Regions from separate parts of the Homo sapiens genome. Here region 2 is linked to region 1. A link is a contact called in ENCODE Hi-C data. All regions are on one chromosome and are shown on one strand. Each heading gives the region's core, a stretch centred on a gene start or an enhancer-like site at or near the end of the contact. The rest is flanking DNA. Distances are from core to core; before and after follow the strand shown. Region 1 overlaps ARHGEF7 (Rho guanine nucleotide exchange factor 7). Region 2 overlaps LOC107984618 (a long non-coding RNA gene).

The links. A loop is a pair of places that touch in the nucleus more often than their neighbours do. Pooled maps may share reads with other maps.
Region 2: a map of posterior cingulate gyrus shows a loop between it and region 1 (4-fold over the local background). The contact joins two enhancer-like sites. A Hi-C loop is called at or near these places in 2 of 168 maps with a recorded cell type or tissue (dorsolateral prefrontal cortex and posterior cingulate gyrus) and 9 of 50 pooled maps.

Annotation. Positions count from the first base shown.
Region 1 is chr13:111,208,726-111,214,124 of GRCh38, reverse strand. ARHGEF7 (Rho guanine nucleotide exchange factor 7) reads right to left here. Exons shown (of 22, transcript NM_001354046.2): 4 at 4,123-4,253. Among named protein-coding and RNA genes, the nearest start is that of ARHGEF7-AS1, 63 kb to the right of the region's middle. RefSeq lists enhancers at 1-256, 1,910-2,437. Within about 2 kb of position 3,429, at least 9 of the 41 ENCODE cell types and tissues checked have a DNase peak (open chromatin) inside an H3K27ac peak, as active enhancers do.
Region 2 is chr13:111,447,467-111,452,761 of GRCh38, reverse strand. LOC107984618 (a long non-coding RNA gene) reads right to left here. Exons shown (of 3, transcript XR_001750032.2): 3 at 35-1,810. Among named protein-coding and RNA genes, the nearest start is that of TEX29, 130 kb to the right of the region's middle. Within about 2 kb of position 3,626, at least 2 of the 41 ENCODE cell types and tissues checked have a DNase peak (open chromatin) inside an H3K27ac peak, as active enhancers do.

The DNA.
Region 1 (5,399 bases), core at 2,180-4,679:
GCGTCTAAGAGAGCGGGGAATCCAAGGAAGGGTACAGGGGGCAGGCAGCTGTTTCAGATCCAGGTATCCAGGTGAAACGTCGCAACATACCTCCATTCTTCAGCAGTCATTACACTGAAGGACATGTGGGCTCTGTAATGTTCTTTCTGCCTATTACTCTCAAGACAGGTTACTTAGAACATGCCAAGAAGTGCTCCATCAGAGCGCAAGATGCATGGGACTGGCTGGAAAAGGGTGTCCTAGAAAAGGCTATATTCCAACTACACACTCTATACTACCACGTTCAGCCTAAAATCACGGCAGCTGAGTGAGGGGTCCGTTCACTGTCAGTAGTGTTACAGGAAGCTGGAAGAGATGGATTTCATCACTATTTTATCATTGTGGGGTTTTTTTCCCTTTTTTAAAAAGCTCTCCTGAAACTGTAGCTTGTTACCTGTCTGGACTCAACATGACACTCTAAGGGAATCTAAATCATTCAGTTGAGAAAAACAAGCCAGTCGTTACAACAACAACAACAAAAGGATATGCCACAGAATCCCATTGCTAAAAAAAATACAAAAATGGATAAAACTCATCTTCACCATCAGACATCAGGACAGCAGATACCTTGGGGAACGCAAGCTCCATCGAGGAGTTGGAGGCTGGTCATGCTCTGCCTCCTCATCTGGGTGCTTACACGGGAATGTTCCATGTATAAAACTTCATCATGCAATACATCACGCTGTATGCACACAATACATGAACTGGTTTTCTATGTACGTTACGTGTCAATAAAATTTAGTAACTGGAGGGGAGTGAAGACAGTTCCCCCACTGCCCTAACCCAAAGGGAGAAGAGACCCCATCCAGGCACACACGACCTGGCCGGGCACAGTCATCTATGCCCACCATGCTCCTTAACGGCCTCTTTCTGATGCCTGGAGCCAAAGCACCACCCATCAGTATCTTGGATATTAATCACCTGATTACTTTATTGTATCCCATGTTCTGAAATTACCCTAACAATCCAAAACCAGGACACTCTGGAGTGCTGCTTCACACCAACAATACCCTCTCCTCCGCTCTCTAAGAGCACCTATAATTTCCTTTACAGAAGGAGAAATGCTTGCCAAAGGACGGAGACACAATTTTTACTCCAACTTTACTATTTCTGAGTGCTGTGATCTTGGGTAAATATCTTCTCTAAGCTTCAGTTTCCTCATGTCAACCAATATAAGATGCCAAAAATTAGACAATGCCTTTATATTCCACCAAATACTGTCAATTACATTATGGCATACCATCAACTGTAAGATACACGTACTTCCAGATGTGTTAAAATGACTTAAAAAGAGAAGTCTTTGAATTGACAAAATATGGTATATGAAAATATTTAACAATGTGTACAATACATTTGGATATAATTTCTTGCATGTCTTGGAAATACACTCGGTGACTGGTCCAAAGCCAAGGTTAGCTGCCAGCATCAGGACTGTGCCAGACGTACAGGTCCCTGGTTTCCAGAAGCAGAAGCAGCACTTTAAGAAATCAAGTCACCTCTCCCAGAAATGAAGGATGATGGGGACAATCACCTCACAAACGCCATCCCCAAACTCTGAGAACAGCATTCAGCACTCAAGGCTGTACCAATCAGCAGCCAGCAGTTGAAGACTAAAAGCACAGCAGTCACCAGGAATTCCAGCGGTGTCGAACAAAGAGTGAAGTATGAACTCATGCCTTATCTATGAGAAAAACCATACCTAAATCTACAACTGGCGCCTACCACATTCTTCACCACCGAGGCCCATCACAGAGCCGAACTGGATAAAGAGCTCGATTTAGTTCAGCCTCTGGAAGTGGGTAAGAACTCTCCCCTGACTGTTCTTTCCTTGGAATGGTGGAGGGGCACCGCAGACAAGTGAAAACCTCCACTGCAGTGCAAAGCAGTAAACGCAACATCAAACTGTTCAAGCCTGCCTATATCCCAAGACAGGAAATCTGTCCCGAGGCAGGGGGCTGACGGTTTCACAGATGAAAAACAAGCTTATAAAAACAACCAGCAACTGCAGTGGTGGCTGGAGGACACATTCTTACACTGAAAGGGAGGCAGGTAATGAAGGAGCAACACAAGAGCAAAGGGGCATAAACAACACCAGCCCCTCAGAACACAGATCCTCGCCTGGGGGATGGAAGCGTCTTACGCAATCTCAAAGCTTAGGTTTAATATGATCTCAAAACTGACATTCAAGAAACTGCAAGTTGCCTTTTAGCTTAACTTTTTATCATGGAAATGTTCAAATGCACACAAAAGGAGAGAGTGACAGGTGGCCCTCCATGCATCCACTGCCCAGCTTCAAAGGAATGTTAGGCCATTCTTGTTTCAAGATAAGTTCTTAATTTTTAATCCAAGAAAACTACTACAAAGTGCTATCGATAAACTACACAGAAAAACCTAAGGGTAAAGAAACATTCATTCTTACCTAGCATGGCTGAGAGAGGTCTTGCACATTCCATCAAAGAGAAAGCAGCTCTCTAGCACCCAATCAAAACATCAGCCCAAAAAGACTTCACACAGGTCAGAGAGCGCAAGTCTATTTCTAGTATAACGAAATTTCAGCAGCTAATGAAAAATTAATCCAATACTTACTATGATCTCAGTAACATTACCAACAAACATTACATTTAACTTTATTTTACTTAAAATTATACATTTGTAATCTAGTCCTCTACTCAAAAAGAAAAAAAAATCAGATGAAAATTGCCACCAGTGAACGGGTGAGACAGCAAATCACAGCTTTACCCAAGGCGAGCTGATTTCTCTTATGTTTTCCTCATGTGTTTTACAGAGCTCATTTCAAGTGTGTTTAAAGTGGTTTGTTTAGTCCTCTTTAACTTGGAATCCTAATGCTCCCAATGGTAGTCCACAGAATTCTTCCAGAACAGGCTCCTGCAAAGCAGGAAACAGCAACAGCCAGGCCTCTCGGGGCTGCTGTGAGGACTGCAGCACTCAGGCCATGCAGCCCACCGCCCACCACGCCTGAAGCAGTCAGACCCCTCGGGGATCCTCTAAGAGGAGACACAGCAATGATAGCGAGCTTGAGTTCAAAAAGTTCAGAAACATAAAAATCACATTCCTCGCATATCTTTCCATTTTTCACACATGCTTCATAAACCACTGTAATTTATTTCCCTCTACAAATCACGACTCTATCTAAATTAACTTTTATTTCTTGAGGACCACCATCAGCTTACTTAGCAATACTCCCCCATGTTAAGGCAGAGGAAAATCCATGGACCCTTCATGACTCTAGAATAGGGTTCTCTCTAGACTCACGTTACAAGATCACTATGTTTCTAACAAAGTATGTACTGTCGCGAGAAAGCAGTGGTATCCCCAGCAGCCAATCGAAGTCACTGCCCGCCAGCTGCAGCTCAGAGAAGGGTGCAGGACTGCAGAGTGGCAGCCCTGGCTCTGCCCCAACACTCTACAGGCAGCCCTGTTTAACCCTGCTTGAGTTTCTCATTTTCAACTTCACTATTACATTCCATGGGCTTTACTCACAGCCTGTATCCTGAGCATTTTTAAACGAGTATTTTTTCACTCTCCACGACAACTGTTCGATCATCTAAGTTTCTTTCTCTGCGTCCCAATCAGTCATTCTAAGGGATTCCCTCCCCTGTAAACTAAATCCTGACTTAGTAAAGCACACTAAGCCATGCTTTCATGAAGAGAAGAAAGGCCAGATTCTTTAGTTTTAACCATCTCTTCTTTACGGAGCTGAGTACTTTTCCATACATATTTCTTATTCTCAATATTTCTGTACATGTGCATAGCTGATAATGCCATGCAAATGACAAGGGGTGTGTTTTTTTAAAGCAGCATCACTCCAGATATCGAGTCATGAGTCTTGCAATACAACCTAAAAACAAATGAGTTTCTCAAAAGCAATCATTAAGCATAATATCTGGATCATCTGGTAATGAGCAAATGCCAAACCAGATTACAGGCACAACGGAGGCGAAGTCCAGCTACCTTTGCCCTGTTTAACACCATTAATGGAGGCATACGTATCTTCTCAGATATATCCATACACACTCATATCCTTCCCAAACATATTTAAGTAACAAAATCTCTCAAACTTACCAAACTCCGATACTGGCCCTGGAACAGTTTTGAAGTCCGAGTGTGCAAAGACTGTGATCCAAGGGAGTCAAAAGACTTTATGCGGTGAGACGAGGGCCGGGCACACACGGAGTCACTCCCCAGCCCGATGTCTGCAAAGAGCATGCACACAGAAAAAGAGAGCTGAGAGCGCCTGATACCACGCACCCACACTACACACTAGACTTTAAAACTAGGGCAGCACAGAGGGACACACCAAAAGACCACAACAAAGCAGCCCATTTATGCAGAAAACAAAGAACAAATTATTTGCTACATAAATGACTTGCATTCATTCCCCAACTACCTTTCCAGAAATTATCTGGAGATAACTATTAATCAGTTCTTCTCTAATATAATTTTCAAAAGTTTGTGAAATGTATTATAACTTTTAAAGATTTTCCCTTCACCTGGAAAAAAAAGCCTCTCAAATTTGATTATGGAGCGGAGAACAACCAAGTACTGATTCTCCAAAGCATCACCACCACATGCCCACTTTTCCAGGACGATGTGTCATGCAATAAGCAACAGAAGGAAAAGACTCTTATTTAAAAGAGAAAATCCAGTGTATTTTTCAGCCAGAGAGAACCTTGTGAGGATTATTTCCCCAACACTAAGGCAGCACAGGCTCTACTCACCTCATGAAGTTGCTGACAGAATCAAAGTAAACAGACAGTAAGAGGCTTAGTTCTGTTCTCTGGATCTCCCTTCATAAGACACTCCACACAGGCCATCCAACAAATAAATAATAGCAATTTATTCTTAAAAGTGACTCAATTAAAAAAAAGAGAGAATGAGGCTGTGAAAAACTTTGCTGGGAAAATCGCTGTTCTGAGAGGCACGTGCCCGGCCATGTCCTAAACTCCAGGGAGGCTTCCATGAAAGCAACCCTAAGTCTCCAGGTCCCAGCTTCCTCCCAGGTGTTTGGATTGGCTTGCACGTATCTTATAAAATTCTGAATTAAACGGTCAACATCGAAAAGTCTGAAGGTATCACCAAAAACCCAGATTCCCCACTGCTCTTGACACATTTAGGATGTGGCCACACCAGGTCTATATCCCATCAGGTAAAGCTGGCTCAGAGCTGGGCAGGGGCTGTCCTGAGAGGACCCAGCACCCATGCCCTTCCATCCAGCTCCTCCCTTCACGCCACCTGCCTGACCCCACAGATGGGGGCTTGCTACTCCAACGATCTTAAATTCTTCTCAGGTCACCCCCTCACCCTACACTTCCCAGGACCTGCTGAGGGCAGGTTACGAG
Region 2 (5,295 bases), core at 2,377-4,876, 240 kb before region 1:
GATGCAGCAGGAGAGAGAGAGAAGGGAGAGGTGCTGCACACTTTCAAACAACCAGATCTCCTGAGAACTTCATCACAAGAACAGCAAGGGGGAAATCCACCCCCCAATCTAATCACCCCCTAACAGGTCCCTCCATCCACACTGGAAATTACAATTCAACATGAGATTCGAGTGGGGACACAAAGCCAAACCATATCAGGAGGGAACTGTACTGGGATCCAGCCATGTGTCGGTGGCTGCCAGCTGGGGTGTGGGGCTTCACCCCGTCTTACCCCTGAGGAAGCAGCCACACACTGTGAGAGCCTCTTGCACTCACACTCTGTTAGGCAGCAGTGCCCATTGTAGGACCAAGTCTGAAAGTATCACCTGTACCCTCCTCCTACCTGCTTGTCCTGACATAGAAATGGCTTTAATGAAAGGCCTTAGAAGGAGTCTGGCACAGCGTGTGGATCCGTGAACGCAAGCTTGCATGTGTTCCCAGGCGCAGTGCTTTCTTCCTCGGCCTCCCAGCTCCCTATGGTGTATGGCACAACACACTTCCCTAAAAATTATCTGCTAGTTCTGTGTGGTGTACAAGGCCTATGTTCAATCAATATTTGACTGCCAATTTTATCTAACACACTGTGGGAGATGCCAGCTAAGAGAAGATCCCTTTTCTTTTGGAATTTATAAGTAGGAGGTTGGAAATCAGAGAACAGGCTCTGGGACAATGAAAGGGAAGAGAGAAATCACTGAAATATTTTGTGTGCAATAATTATAACAATACCACTTTAGGGAGCATTTGGTATCCTCTAGGAACGATGCTAAGCACTTGACATATCTGTTTTTCTATCCCGACGTGGTTTGAAAAAATAATCGCACAGTATCAGCATTAGACCTTAGAAGCCAGCTTATGCAACCTCCCATCAAAAGCAAGATTCTATCCTCTTTATAGGACACTTGGCAGTAGGTTGTCCAGCCTCTGATGAGGCATCTCCAGCAGTCACGTATGGAATAGTGAGACATGACCTGTGAAATCTGACCACAGTCTTCATGCTGAGAGAGAGGGCAGTGGCAGCAGTTATTAGATCACGGAACTCGTAACAGTGTCCCAAAAAGCGAAGTGGACAAAACGGGAGGAAGTAGGCAGCTGTGGTGCCACGCGTGGACGGCACTTGCTTTACCTATCACCTCATTCTGTTGCTCCCTTGCAGAGCCTTAAGTTCCCAAACCTAGTGCAGTGCCTGGTACACGGCTGCTCAGGAAAGATTCACTCACTGAATCAGTGAAACCCGGGCAGTGCCATTTGGAGGAGGGCGCATCGGAGGAGGGTCGGAGATGAAAGATTGCTTCTCTCGATGTTGTCCTAAGACATGTCCCCAGGAAAAACCAGTCCCAAATTCTTCAAGGTCAGAGCCCTATCATTTTTTGGCCACTGCACAAGGCAACTAATGTCAGATATTGATCTTTGGAAAACTACTGCACATTAAAAAAAATCAAAGATGGAGTAACAGATTGGCAACATGGCTAATGGACTGCTGAATGCCCGATTGTTGCTGAGACATAAAACATTCTGGAAATGAAGCACAGAGAACAAAGCCCGAGTGTGTGGCGTTGGGTTTTGTGCCAGAAAACACAGAATCCAAGTGACTTCTGGGTCTATTGCTGGCTGGCTGCTGACGGAGACCTTTGTTGTTTCTCATGCAACAATAGGAAGGGTTCTTTCTGTTTGCATACGGGTTAGTTAGCGTCTGGGATGCAGGTGGAATGTACAAAAGGAGCTTGCTGGCTTCTGTCTTTTCTAGACAAATGACCGGGATATTACCCATGCCTGTTAAGTAGACACACAGAGAAATTAAATTAGTTCTTCTGGGCCATGGAGAGCCATCCCATCTCTTTCAAATCCAATTCACAGATTAACACAGAATAAAAAGGCTGAGTAGGTTTGTGACGATAGTCACACCTTCACAAAGAGTCTCCCACACTCAACTGTTCACCTCCAGCCAATTCTGAGTAAACACTTGGCAACGGTGTCCAGTACAGCCACACAACAGGGTCTCTCTTGCCATCTCCATATCTCACTTCCGAGTAATCATAAAAATTACAAAGGGGCCATTTTTGAGCATTTGCTATCAGTTACTGTGTGGTGTGTGTGTGTGTGCATGTGTGTGTGTGTGAGAGAGAGAGAGAGAGAGAGAGAAAGAACTTAATTGGAGATTTTGAAACACAGTTTTTTCTTTGTAGAAAAGTTACAAGAATAAAATGTTTCAGGAATGGAGAAATTCTGTACAGACAGTGAAGGCTTGAGGCACAAAGACAAATTTTCCTTTTTAGCCACCCTGAACTGAGATGTTTCTGCATGGTTGAGTTCATTCATTATTAAATCCATCTCTTCTGAGGCCTCTCCCACTCACATGTTAATGTCATTTTCTCATTTGACAGACGATAGAACAGATATATGTCTATAATAAATTGTCCAGAATGATGCAAATATTCCATAAATATCCAGGTTTTTGTCCGGCCAGGATCCACCAAAGATTCCCAACTATTTCCTTCTTAAAGGGCCAGACACCAAATGCAAGCCTCAAACTGGGCCACAGAGCAAGAATGCCTTCCAGTGTCCTTGGCCTATGACAACGTTCAGCATTTGCACTAGCTGTAGCCAGGGTGGAGTCCCGAGAAGTCACATCTCACAATAGCCCATCAAACCCAACTGGCCAGGAACATCTGCTATGTGCAGGAATATGGAACAGACAAGATGAGAAGGATGTCCCTGGACTCATGGAATTAATTAGCTGGGAGATCAAGAAAGCATGATCATTTCAGTAATAGGAGAGACATATGCTGTGACATGGGATGTGCGTGCTTCGCTGGGAGCAGCGTGAAAGTTGGGACAGTTAAAGTTGGGAGATGGGAGAAGAGTGAAAGTTGCTGTGGAATAGAGAGGGGAGGGCCTTCCTGTCAGTGCGGGGAGGGGGCCAAGGATACACGTAGGAGGAACCTGGAACACCCTGAGCTGGGAGGAAGGAGGAGGCTGACAGCACTGAGGCTGGTGTCAGCATACCGAGGGGGGCACACCTGCACTTGCCCTGTGGCAGGAATGTAGGAAGCCATGCCAGGGCAACAGGAGCCACTCATGTCTGATGAGCAAGGGAGGGACCAGATGTTCCAAGAACAAGGGACTCTTCCTGATGGACAGGAGCACACCCAATAATTATCAAAGAGTAACCACCTGGGTGGAGGACAAAAGACACCCCTCACACCAGTCCCTGCCACCTGTGGGTCAGCCTCATGAATCACCATCACTCAGAGTTTCTTAAGTGACAGTTAAACCCAAGATACCATGCTAAGCATTAGAAGGATTTTTTAAAAAGTATAAAGGCCTTACTTCATTGTTCTCAGAGAACTTACTACTCAACTGGGGAGAGTACAGTGGAAACAACCATCATGCCACAACCCAGAGACAATGCAGCCCTTGTAATGCATTCTGCGCTGGCAACTGCAGAACACGTCACAGGGCCAGGAGGGCCGGGGAGTCTCCCGTGCACTACTCCTCCTGTGCCTAAGGCCTGGAGGAGCAGGTAGCGCCTGGTGGGTGGACCTCAGGTGCCTTCTGAGGCTGCGCAGGGGAAGGGAGGGAGTGGGAAGGAGGCCTCTTCAAGCCATTGGAACAGCCACAGGTCACTCCAGCCCCAGCCAGCAGAGCACCACCCAAGTGCGAGAGGCTGTGGTAGTGCCAGGCGTTCCGGGTGACCACACCCACCTGGAAAGCCTCATCATGGCCCTGTTGCCATCATTAATTTGGAGGCTGGTGTCAATCCTTCCACAGTTAGAATTTCTCACGAGGCGATACAAGGTTTGGTTTCAGAGATATAAACTGGAATAGGATCAGATATGAACAACGATCAGAGACTTCCCCATAATCTCAAACAGCAGAGACAAGGTCAGGCTGTGGGGCTGGCACCCACCTGGCCCCCAGCCACGCCCTCTCTGTAAATCGAGCTGCTTCTCCTTCTCTCCCCTCTGGCTGTGGCAGAATCCCACATGGGGAGGTCGAGCCACATGTGGCCAAGAGTGTGAGCTGGGGCATCAGGGCTCCTGGTCTCCATGGGACCTGTTGCACACCACATCATTCCCTCTGGGCCTCAGTTTCCCCATCAGGCAAATGGGGTTGTCAGTTCTGCTCTGAGCCAAAGAGACCATGCGGCCACACTTCGGTCCCCTGGACATCAAGACACCACATCCCACCCGTTCCCTGAAAGTCAGGCTTCCTGCCCACATCACACAAAACCCTGAGCAGTCAAGACAGATGTGTGATCCCAGGATGCTGGTGGCAGTGTCTGCTGTCCTCTGGGAGACCTATCTTCACCTGACTAGATGAGGCCCACATTATGGAAGGCAATCCCCTTTACTCTAAGTCAATAGATTTAAATGTTAATCTCATCTAAAAAATACCATCTCAGCCACACCTAGGCTGGTGTGTGACCAGATACCTGGATGCTGTGACCACGCCCAGCAGACACTGAATTATCTGCCATGTCCATCGATCTCACCAGCCCTCTGCTGTCTAGGGCACCATCCTTCCAGCCTTGGCCCTTGACACACCCCTTCTTCTCACATCAATGCCCCAGCCACGCTGCAATTCCTCCATTCGTCTTCGTGCTGATGCCTTCCCTTGTCTTTGAGCCTCTGCACATGCTTTTCCCTCTGCCTGGACACTGCCCTTCTGCTGAGCTATTCTCCAGATTCCCCTTAAACACCACTCCTTCAGTGAGGCGTCCTCCTCCCCGTGCCCCTGGACGACTTTCAGTCTCCTTGCCACAGGCCCTCATAAGCCTCTATAACCTCCCATGGTCACGCACAATGCAGTGATTCTTATCTGTATTATTACCTCTCTTCCCCACTCAACTCCACACTCTGCAGGCAAAAACCACATCCTTTCCAATGACTGCTGTATCCGCAAGTTGAGCACAGAGGTGAGATGTAAACATTTATTGCACTTATCAATTGTCCCAAACTAAAGATTGAAAGAGACTTCTGGAATTCAGGATGCCTATATTGTTACCTAACTTCTCCAGCTCAGGCAGTTTTCTGGAAAGGGAGATGCAAGAGTTACCCCTGGAAGTGGTTCCTCTTCAGGTCTCTGACCCCAGTAAATCAGGCTGGCTACATGGGAGGCACACATTTTCTTTTGCTTCTGTGGTTTAGAGACTAAAATCAGGCAGCAGCCTTCTTAGTCTGCATCTTCCAGGATTTTATCATATCTCAGTCCTCTAGAGCAGGTTGCTCAACCTCAGCACCGTCAACATTCAGGAC